Linked DNA regions of Homo sapiens: region 1 is linked to region 2. A link is an interaction called in ENCODE POLR2A ChIA-PET data of the cell type or tissue named here. Cell type or tissue: GM12878. All regions are shown on one strand. Links, peaks and the distances in the headings refer to the core of each region. The heading gives the core; the rest is flanking DNA.

The links. ChIA-PET counts read pairs that join two places held together with the same protein. Peaks named below come from ENCODE experiments on the same cell type or tissue, not always from the same donor. Only the 100,000 strongest peaks of a DNase experiment are listed, where the experiment ranks them.
Region 1: POLR2A ChIA-PET joins it to region 2 with 6 read pairs; 5 of 35 experiments call an interaction of 5 or more read pairs at or near these places.

The regions. Positions count from the first base shown.
Region 1 is chr18:12,712,251-12,717,250 of GRCh38, forward strand. It overlaps PSMG2 (proteasome assembly chaperone 2), which reads left to right. Exons shown (of 7, transcript NM_020232.5): 3 at 452-510. Among named protein-coding and RNA genes, the nearest start is that of PSMG2, 12 kb to the left of the region's middle. In GM12878, for the core only: no CTCF peak of the experiment used is centred there; no DNase peak of the experiment used is centred there.
Region 2 is chr18:12,865,844-12,872,562 of GRCh38, forward strand. The region is part of intron 1 of PTPN2 (protein tyrosine phosphatase non-receptor type 2); the gene reads right to left. Among named protein-coding and RNA genes, the nearest start is that of PTPN2, 15 kb to the right of the region's middle. In GM12878, for the core only: no CTCF peak of the experiment used is centred there; no DNase peak of the experiment used is centred there; H3K27ac peaks cover 602 bases.

The sequences.
Region 1 (5,000 bases), core at 1-5,000, 150 kb before region 2:
TTTATTACATGGCTAACATTCTCCTACCTTTTACTGTTTTTTCTGTTAATCCCAATGAGTGTTGCTGTTCTCTGGAGACAAAGAGGGGAGAATATCAAAAGCCAAAAAGTTCAGTTTTCTTAAGGATGATTTTATTTGTCATAATACCAGAAATTTTCAGGGGAATACTTCTCTGGTTTTGCAGTTAAAGTCAAAAGAAAAATAATTTTTTATATTTTCTTACAGTTAACTTTTCAGAAATGAATCTGTTCCATAGAATAAAGCCCACTGGCTTATTTTAAGGTACTTCTAAAAGGTCTTATTTTAACCAGATGTCATATATGTTCCGTATTTTAATTATTGAAAACATTTAAATGCAAAAGGTATTATAATTCAATTTTTGTTTATCATAATAATTTCAACTTGTATAACTTCACTGTCATATGATTTCATTTTCTTCTTGTTTTTATAGTGTATTCATTGCCTTCAAGAAAGCTGGTGGCTCTACAGTTAAGATCCATTTTTATTAAGGTTAGTATGTTGTAGTTTGCCTTTTTGTTTATTAAAGTGTAATGAGAAAATAAGTAACATTAGGGATTAAGATTCAAAAATTACTACTGTTTTTACCATATGTACAGTTAAGATCTGATTCTACAGAGAAATAATCTTACAATATTTCAGATGTGTTACTGTCTTTTCATGATTATATAGAAAGGAAGCAGGGCTTTTATCTTGAGTGTTAACATATTTTCAGTTCGGGTAGCATTGGTGAAAAAATGTAAGCATATTAATATTAGAGGTTTATTCCATTTGTATTACCTTTCAGCTGGTGGCATCTACATATAAACTATGTATATATCAAATTATGTATATGTCATAAAATATTCTGAATCCGACTTCTTTCCTCCTCCACTGCTGTCATTGAGTGCAAACCAGTGTCATCTTCATGCCCCTGACTAACTTGCTGATCTGCCTCCCACAAACAGCAGCACTGATGATCCTCTAAACGTACACCACATCACTACTCTCTTTGAAACCCTCCAGTGGCTTCTCCTCTCACTCAAAATTGTGATCCAGGAAAAGGGGCTCGCTTCCTGATGCACTGTGACACCAGGTTTTTGAGACAAGAAAGGCTTTATATTGCAAATTGACTCCCAAGGAGACAGGAGTCGACCTCAAATCTGCCTCCCTGTGCTGACTTCAAGGCAGTGTTTTTATTAGAAAAGGTTCAGAGGGTGGATTCTGAGATCAGTAGGTGAGCGATGGAAGGAAAGGGGACATCTGGAAGGTCCTTGGGCATGCACAGTTATCTCCTCATGCTAACTCATAGGGCTCATGTGCCAATTCAGGGGAATGAGTATGAAACGTGATGGAGAGTCAGCTTGCGACACCAGGAAGCTTGTTCTCTGCAGACTCTACTTGGCCATATTGGTTCCAACCAATTTCAGCCAGTTCTTTTATCCCATAAGGGGAGGAAGTTTCAGTATTTTACCAAGTAGTTTCTTATCTGCTACCCTGCAAACTCAATAATTTCTTTCTTTTTTTTTTTTTGAGACAGTCTCCTCTGATGCCCAGGCTTAAGTGCACTGATGTGATCTCAACTCACTGCAGCCTCTGCCGTCCTGGGTTCAAGTGATCCTCCTGCCTCAGCCTCTGGGATTACAGGGACACGCCACCACACTGGCTAATTTTTGTATTTTTAGTAGAGACGGGGTTTTGCCATGTTGGCCAGGCTGGTCTCCAACTCCTGCCCTCAAGTGATCCACCCACCTTGGCCTTTCAAATGCTGGGATTACAGGTGTAAGCCACGCCCAGTCCAAACTCAAGAATTTGTTAGTCATTGGTTTCTTTAACTCTTTGAGGATGGTTTCAAATTCACAGCCCTTACTGTGGCCTATGAGGCTGTATATCTGTGCTAATACAGTAGCCACTAGCTACATGTAACTATTTACAGTTTAATTCATAAATTTAAAATTCAGTTCCTCACGTTCCAAGTTCGCAGGAGCCCCATATGCAAAAAGCCAGCATAACAAGAGTCATGCTCACAGGAGCTCTGCCAGACTGCTGCTTTGCAGAGCCTAACCTGCAGCCACACTGGCTTCCCTGTGTTGTTAGACATTAAGCTCATCCTGTCTCAGTCTTTCCACTAGCTTCTCTGCCGAAATTCATTTTCTTAGAGACTCCAATGGTTTGCCTCCTTTACTGTTTTCTTAAATGTTTCTTCATGAGAAAGGCCCTCCTAAACAATCCTTTCTTCCTTTTTTTTTTTTTTTTCCTTGAAACAGGGTCTCTCTTGCTCTGTCACCCAGGCTGGAATGCAGTGGCGTGATCTTGGCTCACTGCAACCTCTGCCTCCCAGGCTCAAGCCATTCTCCAACCTCACCCTCCCGAGTAGCTGGGATTACAGGCATGCACCACCACACCCGGCTAATTTTTGTATTTTTTTGTAGAGGTGGGGTTTCGCCATGTTGCCCAGGCTGGTCTTGAACTCCTGAGCTCAAGCAGTTCATGCTTCAGCTTCCCCAAAGTGCAATGGCGTGATCTCAGCTCACTGCAACCTCCGCCTCCTGGGTTCAAGTGATTCTCCTGCCTCAGCCTCGCAAGCAGCTGGATTACGAACGTGTGCCATTGTGCCCGGCTAAGTTTTGTATTTTTAGTAAAGATGGGGTTTCACCATGTTGGCCAGGCTGGTCTCAAACTCCTGACCTCAGGTGATCCACCCACTCCACCCACCTCAGCCTCCCAAAGTGCTGGGATTACAGGCATGAGCCACTGTGCCCGGCCCTCTTTTTTTTTGAGGCAGAGTTTTACTCTTGTCACCCAGGCTGGAGTTCAGTGGTGCAATCTCAGCTCACTGCAACCTCTGCCTGCTGGGTTCAAGCGATTCTCCTGCCTCAGCCTCCTGAGTAGCTGGGATTACAGGTGCCCGCCACCACACCTGGCTAATTTTTGTATTTTTAGTAGAGATGGGGTTTCACCATGTTGGCCAGGCTGGTCTCAAACTCTTGACCTCAGGTGATCTGCCCGCCTCAACCTCCCAAAGTAGTGGGATTACAGGTGTGAGCCACCACACCCAGCCGAAAGTAAGCTTCTGAAAGGAATGATGAAGTGTCATTTACTTTTATATCCCCAGCTCATAAGATAGTGTCATGCACATAGAGAAGCTCTCAGTAAATATTTGCTAAGGGATTTTTTGGAATGACCTGAGGTATCATCTTTTCAGGAGGTTAGAAATACAGGATTTTAGTGACATGGTTAACTGCATAGTACTTTTTATTTTAACTTTTCTTTTTGAGATGGAGTCTTGCTCTTGTCGCCCAGGCTGGAGTGCAGTGGCGTGATCTCAGGTCACTGCAACCTCCGTCTCCTGGGTTCAAGCAATTCTCTTGTCTCAGCCTCCTGAGTAACTGGGATTACAGGTGCCCGCCACCACGCCTGGCTACTTTTTGTACTTTTAGTAGAGTTGGGGTTTTGCCATGTTGGCTAGGCTGGTCTCACACTCCTGACCTTAGGTGATCTGCCCACCACAGCCTCCCAAAGTGCTGGGATTACAGGCGTGAGCCACTGTGCTCAGCCATTATTTTAACTTTTTATCGAAGTATGACGTACATGAGAAAAGTGCACAAATCATAAATATACAGCTTGGTGAATTTTCATGCAGTAAACCCTCTGTGAAACCAGCTTTCAGATCAAGACATAGAGCATTGTCAGCATTCCAGAGGACCCCATAATGCGTCCTAGTCAGTATTCTATTGGTGGAATTCTGTGGTATATACTTACAGCATCTAGCTTCCTTTCTTAACATTCCCTTTGCGGGGTTCACCCATGTTGTTGGAAGTAGCCATAGTTCATTCGTTCTCATTTCTCTGTGGTGTTAAGTTGTATACATAAGCCATAATTTTTCCATGGTACTTTTGATGCTACATTTGATTATTTCCAGTTTGAGACTATCATGAATAGTGCTGCTAAGATTATTTTTAATTCTTATACTAGAATCACTGCTTTCTTTAGTTAACATTATATACCCAAAGTTTTGCAGTTAGAGTTGGTAACATTTTTACATTGTGCCACATGGCTTTTTGTTCTCTTTCTAATCAGTGTAAGTTGAAAAATTATTTAACGTATAATATAAATTTTTGGCAGCTGGAAGTAAAGAGTGAATTTTTTTTTTTTTTTTTTTTTGAGACGGAGTCTCGCCCTGTTGCGCAGGCTGGACCGCAGTGGCATGATCTCGGCTCACTGCAAGCTCCACCTCCTGGGTTCACGCCACTCTCCTGCCTCAGCCTCCCGAGTAGCTGGGACTACAGGCGCCCACCATCACGCCCGGCTAATTTTTTTGTATTTTTAGTAGAGACGGGGTTTCACCGTGTTAGCCAGGATGGTCTCGATCTCCTGACCTTGTGATCTGCCCGCCTCAGCCTCCCAAAGTGCTGGGATTACAGGCGTGAGCCACCGTGCCTGGCCACAAGACTAATTTCAAAATAGCAAACATTTATTGAGCATTGATTCTTTGTGCTGATACTGTTCTAAGTACCTTATATTTATTACTTAATCCTCATGACAAACCTATAAGACAGATACTAATATTATCCTTATTTTTCAAAGGAAACACTGAAGTACAGAAAGATTAAGCAATTGCCTGACACATGATCTTAGGGAGGCAGGACCAGCACTCTAACCCAGGCAGCCTGGCTCCAGAGCTTGCCTTTTTTCTTTTACTTTTTTTTTTTTTTTTTTTTTTGAGACAGGGTGTCACTCCACCCAGGCTGGAGTGCAGTGGCACAACTATGGCTCACTACAGCCCTGACCTCCGAGGCTCAAATGATCCTCCCACCTCAGCCTCCTGAGTACCTGGGGCTACAGACGTGCACTACCATGTGTAATAATTTTTTTTTTTTTTGTAGTAACAGGGTCTCACTATATTGCCTAGGCTGGGCTTTAACTCCTGGGCTCAAGTAGTCTGCCCACCACGGCCTCCCAAAGTGTTGGGATTACAGGAGTGAGCCACCTTGCCTGTCCCA
Region 2 (6,719 bases), core at 1,028-6,027:
GGTTAAAATGATGTAGCCACTTTAGAAAAACAAATGCTGAACAAAGAGTTAACATATGAACTAGCTATTCTACTCCAAGGCACATACCCAAGAGAAACGAATACATACATTCACACAAAAACTTGGACACATATGTTCATGGTAGCACTTTTAATAATAGCTAAAACAATCATTTGTCCATCAACTGGTGAATGGATAAACAAAATGGTATATATCTATATAATGGAATCTTACTAACTTAGAAGAAGAAACAAAGTAATGATACATACAACACAGATGAAACTTTAAAACATTATGCTAAGTTAAAGAAACCAGCCGGGCGCGGTGGCTCACGCCTGTAACCCTAGCACTTTGGGAGGCCGAGGCAGGTGGATCACGAGGTCAGGAGATCGAGACCATCCTGGCTAACACAGTGAAACCCCATCTCTACTAAAAATACAAAAAATTAGCCGGGTGTGGTGGCGGGCGCCTGTAGTCCCAGCTACTGGGGAGGCTGAGGCAGGAGAATGGCGTGAACCCAGGAGGCGGGGCTTGCAGTGAGCCAAGATTGCACCACTGCACTCCAGCCTAGGCGACAGAGCCAGACTCCTCTCAAAAACAAAACAAAACAAAACAAAACAAAACAAAACAAAACAAAAAAACAGATACAAAAGACTACACATGGTATGAGACCAGGACAGGGAAATCTGGAGACAGAAAGTAGATTAGTGGTTGTCAGGGGTTGGGATGTGGGTGAGAATGGAGAATAACTGTATGTACCCAGTCTCTCCTTGGGGTGTTGAAAATATTCTGAAATTAAGATTTAGTTCCACAGCTGTGAATATACTAAAAACCACTAAACTGTACCTTTTAGGTGAATTTTATGGTATGTGAAATATATCTCGGCCGGGCGTGGTGGCTCATGCCTGTAATCCCAGCACTTTGGGAGGCCGAGGCAAATCACGAGGTCAGGAGATCGAGACCATCCTGGCTAACATGGTGAAACTCCATCTCTACTAAAAAATACAAAAAATTAGCTGGCCATGGTGGTGGGCACCTGTAGTCCCAGCTACTCGGGACACTGAGGCAGGAGAATTGCTTGAACCCAGAAGGCGGTGGTTGCAGTGAGCCGAGATCGCGCCACTCACTGCATTCCAGCCTGGGTGACAGAGCAAGATTGTCTCCAAAAAACAAAAAACAAACAAACAAAAAAAAAAAACAAAAACACTCTGGGCCAAGGCAGGAGGATCATTTGAGGCCAGGAGTTCAAGACCAGCCTGGGCAACATGGTGAAACCACGTATCTACAAAAAATAAAAATAAAAATAAACACATAATAAATAAAAATAAAGCCAAGCGTAGTGATGCGTGCCTGCAGTCCCAGCTACTTGGGAGGCAAAGCTGGGAGGATCACTTGAGCCCAGGAGGTCAAGGCTGCAGTGAGCAGTGACTGTACCACTGCACTCCAGCCTGGGTGACAAAGTGAGAACCTGTCTCAATAAATAAATAAATAAATAAATAAATGAAATAAAAATGGAACTCCTGTATTAAGGGCATATTTTGCCAATATTTCTCAAGAAAGACTGAAAGTGAGGTTTTGCCTCACACTCAACAGTATCAGTACTTTTTTTTTTGTCCTCAGATGTTGTCAAGATTTTTCTGTATTGCTTACTCTTTCAGATGTACCTCAAATTTAAACTTTCTTTTGGCTGACTTCAAAAAAAATACATTATAGATATGTGCCAAGTCTTCATCGGAACTGGGTTAGCTTCTCCATTTGAGTCTTCCTTGTCGCTTAATAGAGTTTCGCTTCAGTCTCCTCTGTTCCCTTTCAGGAATTTCTATCACAGACTTGGGGAAGTGCTCTCTCCTAACGCTCATTTCGCACACCTCTTTCCTGAGTTCTGAGAGATTTTTCTCAAGCCACCTCAGTGTTCTGCATTATCTACTCTGCTACTTGGTACTGAACATTCTATTTTAACAATTGTGTGTTATAACTTTAAAAACTCTTTACTGTTCTCAGTTTCTTTTCTTTTCTCCACCTGCTCTTGTATTTGGACACCTGAATTACAGCTGCCTCTACCTCATACTATTTTGCATGCCCTCAATGATCTTGGGGTGAATTTTTCGTTTGTCTAACAACATATGTTTGGTCATCTTTACAGAAAGTGAATACACACATCAGTTCTTAACCCACACCTGTGTGGCCGCTTACACTGTTCACTATCAACTCCTTAAGTCTCAAATATGTGGGAAAGACCCTTCTCTAGTGTGAAGTAATCACAAAGGCTTGTTCTTACCACTGCGCTTTGGTCACTTCAATGATAAATCAGAAAACAACAACAAAAGCTTCCAGTGCATGGGATTACAAGACCTTAATAGTCCTGGGAAATTACACTTATTTGTCATAGTTGTTGTTTTTTGTTTTTTGTTTTTTTTTGAGATTGAGTCTCACTCTGTCTGGACTGACTGGAGAGACTGGAGTGAAGTGGCGCCATCTCAGCTCACTGTAACCTCCGCCTCCCGGGTTCAAGTGAATTCTCCTGCCTCAGCCTCCCAAGTGACTGGGATAACAGGTGCACATCACCATGCCTGGCTAATTTTTGTATTTTTTAGTAGAGACAGGGTCTCACCATGTTAGCCAGGCTTGTCTTGAACTACTGACCTCAGGTGATCCGCCCGCCTTGGCCTCCCAAAGTGCTGGGATTACAGGCGTGAGCCATCACCTTCATTTGTCATAGTTTTCTACTGCCTTTCTTGCTGTCAATTTTTACCTCTATTTACACAATTATGCCTAACAACTCTTTCTTTTTAAAAACTTCAAACTTCAGGCCGGGCGTGGTGGCTCACGTTTGTAATTCCAGCACTTTGGGAGGCTGAGGCGGGCGGATCACGAGTTCAGGGAGATTGAGACCAGGTGATCTGCCCGCTTCAGCCTCCCCAAGTGCTGGGATTACAGGCGTGAGCTACCACACCCAGCTCCTGATTTGTTTTAACAAGTGAAGCTATAAAACAAAGGCTCATATTCTGAATTTTAAAGTTTTAAGGCTGGGTGCGGTGGCTCACGCCTGTAATCCCAACACTTTGCGGGGCCCAGGCAGGCGGATCACTTGACATTAGGAGTTTGAGACCAGCCTTGCCAACATGGCAAAACCCTGTCTCTACTAAAAGTACAAAAACTAGCTGGGCATAGTGGCACGTACCTGTAATCCCAGCTACTCGGGAGGCTGAGGCAGGAGAATCGCTTGAACTCCGGAGGCAGAGGTTACGGTGAGCCGAGAACACACCACTACACCCCAGCCTGGGAAAAAGAGAGACGCCGTCTCAAAAAAATAAACAAGTAAAATTTTAATTTTATTTTACTTATATTTTTGAGACAAAGTCTTGCCTTGTCACTCAGGCTGGAATGCAGTGGTGTGATCACAGCTCACTGCAGCTTTGACTTCAGGGGCTCAAGTGATCCCCCCACCTCAGCCTCCCAAGTAGGTGGGACTGCAGGCACACCACCATGCCTGGCTAATTTTTTATTTTTATTTGCTATGTTGCTTAGACTGGTCTCAAACTCCTGGTCTCAAGCAATCTGCCTGCCTCGGCCTTCCAAAGCGCTGGTATCACAGGCGTGAGCCATGGCGCCTGGTTTTGAAGTTTTTATTTTAAAAATCTATATTACTGCAACTTAATTTCCATCATTATCGGGGTGAAATAGTTATAATATTTTATTAAATAATGTCAAATAATATTTTTAGTATTTCGTACATAGCTTTGTTCTATGTATGGCATACAGAAAACATTACATCGTTAGACCAAATTCTCCCTCGAACTGCTACGATGTAGTAGCAAATAAGAACTTAGGAAATTGAAAAAGAATAATCTTCTGTTAAATTTTAATTTTATAAGGTAGGACCTTAAGATAATCCCAAATTGATAATGAGTTTCTCCTTATGGGCTAACATACCTAAGTTTCTTTCTTTATACTTTAGGTCTCTAAGTGAATCCTAAATTATATGATGAAAAGTGTTCCCTTTGTTAGTCAGATGTTTGTGCATATACTCTCTACAAAGATGCTCAGAAAAGGACACAGTGAAGTATGAAGAATCTTGCATACTTTGAAACACCATTACTTTAGGATGGTAAAATAACCACTTACTTATAGCCCTTAATATGCCTGCCACTGGCTGGGGAGAGAAGATCCCTGGTGGAGTAAGTTCTTTTCTTCACTACATTTTTTTTTCTTTGAGAAGCTCTCTTTGAGGAAGAGAGTTTAGAGACTAAAACAGCTCACTGTCACTGAACCCTACTGTGTGTCAGGCATGTGCTATGTGCTTTTATGTGTGTTATCTAAGAGGTGGTTACAAATGAGAAAACAGACTCAACTTCCAAGATTTATACTGCAGTTAGGTAGCAGATACAGATAGGAATCCAGTACTTAACTTTAGCATATATATATATATGTATATATATACATATACATATATATGTGTATATATACATATATATGTGTATATATATGTATATATATACATATATATGTGTATATATATGTGTATATATACATATATATACGTATATATGTATATATACACGTATATATATGTATATATATACGTATATATATATGTGTATATATATATATATATATATAGAGAGAGAGAGAGAGAGAGAGAGAGAGAGAGAGAGAAAAGCGTGTTGTTTTTTTTTTTTTTTTGAGACAGAGTTTCACTCTGTTGCCCAGGCTGGAGTGCAGTGGCGCGATCTTGGCTTACTGCAAGCTCCACCTCCCAGGTTTACACCATTCTCCTGCCTCAGCCTCCCGAGCAGCTGGGACTACAGGCGCCCGCAACCACGCCCGGCTACTTTTTTTGTGTTTTTAGTAGAGACGGGGTTTCACCGTGTTAGCCAGGATGGTCTCGATCTCCTGACCTCATGATCCGCCCACCTCGGCCTCCCAAAGTGCTGAGATTACAGGAGTGAGCCACCGCGCCCGGCAGCACATACATATTTTTTTACTTATATTTACATATATTTATATACATATGCTCCCTATGTATACATGGATTACATGGACTTGGCAAAAATTAAACCGTACAAAAGGGTATATAGTGAAAAAGTTAAGTCACATTCTCCTCTCCCTCAATCCTTTCCCTTAGGTGATAACTGTAACCAGTGCCTTGTATATTTTCCGAGACATTCTATCCATATATAAGCCAGACTGCCTGTCTGTCTTCCTCCATCCAAGTATCCATCCCACCCTCACAAAACAGATATTAGCATACTGTTTTGCACTTTGATTTTTCACTTAGTATATATTAAAAGTACTTCCATATAGATAATGAGTTCTTTTTAACAATTTAATAGTATTCATCACTTAGCCAGTCATCTATAATGGGACACATAGGTTATTTCTAGGTTTTAGCTGTTATAAATAATGCTGCTATGAATAACCTTTCAAAGAAGCTATATCAATGTATACTGTCACCAATAATATAAGAAAGTGCCTGAGCTTCACCTACACAATTATATTAATGAACTTTTTCATCTTTGTCTGATAGGTGAAAAATGGTATTATTATAGTCATAATTTGAAATTGTTATTATTGTGAAGGTGAACAGCTTTACCTGTTTTTAAAAGCCATCTGTATTTCCGCTCTCTTTTTGATATGTAGTTCTTTACATATTAAGAAAGTTTAGTTTTTGTTATATATTGAAAATATTTAAAATTTTTTATCTTTTGACCTTTATGGTATTTATGTCAAAAATTTAAATTTTTATGAAATCAAACTTAAACCTTTTTTCTCTAGGTTTCTGTGACATGGCATTAAAAAATCCTTTTTCACTCTGTTGATTACAAAAAATTTTCTCCATTGTTTTCTTATATAATTTTATGGTTTCATTTCTTTTATGTTTAGATTATTGCCCAACCGGGACTTTACTGTAGTATAAAGAATGAGGCAGGGCAGGCATGTTGGCTCACATGTATAATCCCAGCTCTCTGAGAGGTGGGCTGATCACTTGAAGTCAGGAGTTCAAGACCAGCCTGGCCAACATGGGGAAACCCTGTCTCTACTAAAAATACAACAATTAGCTGGGCGTGGTGGTGCACGCCTGTAATCCCAGCTACTGAGGAGGCTGAGGCAGGAGAATCGCTTGAACTCAGCATGCAGAGGTTGCAGTAAGCCGAGATCGTGCCGTAGCATTCCAGCCTGGGGCCACAGAGCAAGACTCTGTCTCAAAAAAAAAACAAAAAAACAAAAAAACAAAAACAAATAAAAAACCCACAAAAAACATAGAACAGAAGCAGTTCCCACTGTTACGAAGTTACTCCAACTTTCTAGGGCTACCCTGATTGATGTACCAGGTCCTTTACTGGGACTAGAGGGGTACAAACTCTAGGAATCCTGTAGCCTTACCTCAAACCACAGGAAGAATTCCTAGAAGTACTATGAAGTAAACTGTAATGAGAAATTGATAGCTTTCAGACTATAAAACCGTTCAAATATAGTGAAAGAAGAAATAAAATAATTCAGTATCAGATTTTCCTTAGGGGAATGAAAGCAGTTTGAAAAAAGGTTATAAATGATCAGTGACACGAACCAAATGAAACTGACAGAGCAAACGGCATATTAAATCAGACATACTGGATTTGAAAAGTTATTCATTGCATTCCCTTCCTCCATTCCTCTCGTTTGAAAAGTATCCAACCTTGAGCCAGTTTCTTTGTTTTGAGACAAACAGTGCTGGGATT